Linked DNA regions of Homo sapiens: region 1 is linked to region 2. A link is an interaction called in ENCODE POLR2A ChIA-PET data of the cell type or tissue named here. Cell type or tissue: OCI-LY7. All regions are shown on one strand.

Region 1 (2,500 bases), 210 kb before region 2:
GGGAGGTGTTTGAATCATAGGGGCGGATCCCTCATGAATGGTTTGGGCCATCTCCTCAATGATAAGCATACCCTTGCTCTCTGAGTTCACATGAGATCTGGTCATTTCAAAGTGTGTGGCACCCCCCGCCCACCTCCACCCCCACTTGCTTGCTCCTGCTTTTGCCATGTGACAAGCCTGTTCCCCCTTCACCTTCATCATGATTGAAAGCTCCCTGGTCAGGCGCGGTGGCTCACACCTGTAATCCCAGATTGTTGGGAGGCCGAGGCGGGGGGATCACGAAGTCAGGAGTTTGAGACAAGCCTGACCAACATGGTGAAACCCCGTCTCTACTAAAAATACAAAAATTAGGCTGAGCACGGTGGCTCACGCCCATAATCACAGAACTTTGGGAGGCCGAGGTGGGCGGATCACGAGGTCAGGAGATCAAGACCATCCTGGCTAACATGGTAAAACCCCGTCTCTACTAAAAATACAAAAAAATTAGCCAGGCGTGGAGGCAGGCACCTGTAGTCCCAGCTACTCGGGAGGCTGAGGCAGGAGAATGGCGTGAACCCAGGAGGTGGAGCTTGCAGTGAGCTAAGATCGCACCACTGCACTCCAGCTTGGGCGACAGAGCAAGACTCCATCTCAAAAAAAAAAAAAAAGTAAAAAAGAAAAATTAGCCAGGCGTGGTGACAGGCACCTGTAATCCCAGCTACTCGAAAGGCTGAGGCAGGATAATTGCTTGAACCTGGGAGTCAGTGAGCCACGATCAGACCACTGCACTCCAGCCTGGGCAACAAAGCAAGACTCTGTCTCAAAAAAAAAAAAAAAAAAATCAAGGTGGCAATGTTATGCTGGTGGTTAAGGACAGAGCCTCTCCTACCACAGTGCCACTGACTTGCTATGTGACCCTGGGCAAGTCACTTAACTCTAATATGCCTCAGTTTTCTTCTGTTAAAATGGGGATAATAATACTGAGCTACCTCAAAGGGCAGTTTTGAGGCATGACTAATGCTTTTTATAAAGCATTTTGGGATCCTTCAGCAAAGGAATTCTCAAGACCTGAGTATTTTTTATAATAACAATGTCCACCATGAACTTGATCTGTCTGTGTGTCCCGGAAGCTATCATTAGTCTATATGGTTCTCTAAGAGACTGAATGAATCCATTGGAGAAGTGGTGGATAACTAGCCGGAGAAAATTTGAGAATGCTTAAACTCATTCCCATGGAAACATACACAGGACACCTTTTCTTTGATGAGGTGGGATTTTTCCCTTTTTATGTGGCATACTAGTAATTTGTGACCTAAGAATAATTTTGGAATAATTTCTATTAATATCAACTCTGAAGTTAGTTATACTGATCTGAGATTGTGTTTGTTCATAACAAAAGTGAAATGAATCTGGAAAAAAAAAAAAAAAAAAAGACAGCACCTCTGTGCACATTTCATTGGCTAAAGCAAGTCACGTGGCTATGCCTACCTGCAGAGGGAGTGGGGAAGGCAAGCCTACTACATGTCCAAGAGAAGGAGTAACTAAGTACTCCTTTGTGAGAAGTCCTAAGGCTTATCATACCCACAAATTGACTTCATGACCACTAATGATTCATGGTTGTGAGCGATAATTCAGAAAACACTCATTGAAAGGTTTCGTATGCTAACCTACAGTCTGGCTCACTACAACTTCCTTCTACTGGTCCCAGCTCTGCCCCTGGGGATACTCAAAACACATCTGCTTCCCCTGCCTCAGAACAGTCCTAGTTGGAGACAACATCTCTCTTCCCTAAGTCTGTCTTTCTCCTGGCGAAATACTCCCAATTCCCCCAGTTCTCCCCAGAATGAGACTTTCAGTTTCCTCTCCATCCCAGTCACCCTCTTCAGCCAGTACACCTCCTAAAGTGTCACCTCAAAATATGGTCTGAACAGCTTGGAGCTCAAAAGTTCCCATTTACTCAGAGAGATAAGGCTGAGTAAACTTAAGGACAGGACTGACTTTCAGAAGCAATTTCTGTAGAGCCAGTTATTTAACTTCCTCATTCAGTAAATTCTGATAATCATATTCCCACTGGGGGGCCCATGAAATCTGATCAGATCATTTTCCACCTTAAAACTCCGACAATGGCTTCCAGTTACTCAGGATGGAATACCTATTCCTTCAAGTGGCCCAGAAAGCCCTGTTGTAGGTTGGCTTCTGCCTGCTTCTCCAGCCTTGTGTTTCACAACCATTCCTTTCTCCTTACACTGCAGGATACTGGACCTCTTTCAGAATCTAGAATGTCCTCTTTCCTGACTTCACATTCACACGAACTGTTCCCTCTGCTAGGGCACTCCCAACATCCTCCTCTGCCTCACTAATTTAACTCCTCTTTATCTTCAGCTCTGTTTAAACATCTCTTCCTCCAGGCGAGGTTAGGTCCCTCAGGTATATGCACTTTACATTTCTCTCAGTACTTGGCTCACTCATAATTTACTTATAACTAATTGTAATTGCTTGTAATTTACTTGTAATTACTTGT
Region 2 (2,500 bases):
CAGGGAGAAACAAAGGATGTGCTACCTGCTCCCCAAGGATTATCAGGGAGCATGTAGGAATTGCCCAAATACGATTGCAATAAAAATGTGCTGTTAACTCTTCTGAAATTGGGCTTTAGATGGTTGAGGTCAGCTATTTTCAGTCCCCTCCATAAAGGTATTATGAAATACCTTTCAGAAGGGAAGATAGAAGGGAATAACATGTGTCTGCCCTGGGCACCTTCTTGTTTTGGTGTCTGATAACTACACAAAGCTTCAGCACCCTTGGGCACTTCGGCCATCACCCAGTCCTTCAAAGACCAACTTTCTGAACAGGGATTTCTCTTGGAGTCCCTGCTGACTCTAAGCTTTCCTCCTTCACTGCAGCGAGAGGAGCTTGAATTGAGAGACGAAGAATTGAGTTTTGGCCCTGGGAATATAAGGTTTAAAGTGAATAAGGCTGATTTCCACATAATCATTCCAAAAGGCTGTTTTGACTTTCTAAATGGGCCATCCAGCTGAAGAAATTAAAAATCATCCCAAATTTGATAATTTGGGGAACTCTGGATCTGCTGAGCCACTAGTTCCTTTTAAAGAGGAAAGCCAATCTATGGTCAGGCACAGTGGCTCATGTCTTGTAATCCCAGCAGCTTGGGAGGCCGAGGTGGGCACGTTGCTTGAGCTTATGAGTTCGAGACCACCCTGGGCAACATGGCAAAACCCTGTCTCTACAAAAAATACGAAAATTAGCTGGCGTGGTGGTATGTGCCTGTAGTCCCAGCTACTTGGGTGGCTGAGGTGGGAGGATGGCTTGAGCCCAGGAGGCAGAAGTTTCAGTGAGCTGAGGTTACACCACTGCACTCCAGCCTAGGCGATAGAGTCAGACCTTGCCTAAAATAAATAGGAAAGCCAATCCAAACCTCAGGCCCTGGGATTTATGATTCTAGTTGCCTGAATCCATAGCAGCAACGTCAGGAGGATTGAGAGGCTTTGGCCTTGAACATAGGTGACTGTTCCATCACTTCCTGTGTAATTTTCCTATTGACAGATAGAAGGAGTCCTGTGGGCAGACTTTGGAGTGGAGGGAGTTGCAGGGAGTTGAGGATCAGGAGACAAATATCATAATAGCCCAGCTGAGCATTTTTTTAGCTTCAAGTGTTTTGTTCACATTAGCTAATTAACTGACAGTTTGTCCAAGTGGAGTTGAGGCATGGTAGGAGATGGGAACTCATGGCCGATCATGCTTCCAGGGTCTGGAGGGAACTGATAACGTGACTGCAGTACCAGGGCCAGAGTGTGGGTTTGGACAGCTAATGGACAGAAGCTAATTGACAGGCGCTTGGGCCTGTGTGCATGATGGTCAGCTGGTTTGTCCACAACAGTGTGATAAATGCCCCATTCAGTCCAGGGGCAGTTGTGGCTCAGAGAGACCCGGTCAGGCTCTGTTATTGATCTGATAACAAGTGCATGGGGTATTAGCTACTTCACCACAGATGTCTTCTCTGGATAACTGTCTCTGTGTCCAGGAGACTGAATGAGATTCTTCATGGTCAGAAATGTCACATACCTTTTTTTTTTTTTTTTTTTGAGACAGAGTCTCACTCTGTTGCCCAGGCTGGAGTACAGTGGCACGATCTTGGCTCACTGGAACCTCCGTCTCCAGGGTTCAAACGATTCTCCTGTCTGCCTCTGGGAGTAGCTGGGATTACAGGTGTGCACCACCATGCTCGGCTAATTTTTGTATTTTTAGTAGAGACGGGGTTTCACCATGTTGGCCAGGCTGACAATTTTTTTTTTAAACAGGAAATTTTTGCATCAAAACCCAGCCAGCAATGAATTCCTATTATTCACTGTCTATGTTCTATGAGAAAAACCAGGAAGAACATGCACATTTATAGAAATGTGTATGCCAGCACAGCTCATAATAACTCAGTGTAGGCATCTATAGTTTCACATTTTAAGATACACGTTTTACAACTTATATAAGTAAATTTTACTCTTTTTCATGTACATTACTATTACTAAACCAGGGGTCGACAAACTTTTACTGTAAAGAGCCAGATAGTAAATATCTTAGGCCTTGTGGACATACAGTTTCTGTTATAAATACTCAGATCTGCCAGGCCTCCACAGACAATACGTAAATGAATGAGTATGACTTTATTTATGGATACCGAAATCTGAATTTATAATTTTCACAAGATATTATGCTTCTTGAGATTTTTTCCCAATCGTTAAAAAATGTAGATGTACCCATAACAATTAAAATTTTTTAAAAAAATTAGGCTGGGCATGGTGGCTCACACCTGTAATCTCAGCACTTTGGGAGGCCAAGGTGGGCAGATAGCTTGAGCCAAGGAGTTTAGGACCAGCCTGGGCAACTTGACAAAACCCCATCTCTACAAAAACAAACAAACAAAAAATATAAAAATTAGCTGGGTGTGCTGGCACGTGCCTGTAGTCACAGCTGCTCAGGAGGCTGAGGTGGGAGGATCACCTGAGCTTTGGTAGATTGAGGCTG

Evidence for each region. Peaks named below come from ENCODE experiments on the same cell type or tissue, not always from the same donor. Only the 100,000 strongest peaks of a DNase experiment are listed, where the experiment ranks them.
Region 1: POLR2A ChIA-PET joins it to region 2 with 7 read pairs; 2 of 35 experiments call an interaction of 5 or more read pairs at or near these places.

Annotation. Positions count from the first base shown.
Region 1 is chr1:46,369,456-46,371,955 of GRCh38, reverse strand. It overlaps a transcript of NSUN4 not described here. Among named protein-coding and RNA genes, the nearest start is that of FAAH, 24 kb to the left of the region's middle. In OCI-LY7, no CTCF peak of the experiment used is centred here; a DNase peak (open chromatin) is centred at 1,475.
Region 2 is chr1:46,155,525-46,158,024 of GRCh38, reverse strand. All of the region lies in intron 1 of P3R3URF-PIK3R3 (P3R3URF-PIK3R3 readthrough), which reads left to right. It also overlaps a transcript of PIK3R3 not described here. Among named protein-coding and RNA genes, the nearest start is that of TSPAN1, 18 kb to the left of the region's middle. In OCI-LY7, no CTCF peak of the experiment used is centred here; no DNase peak of the experiment used is centred here.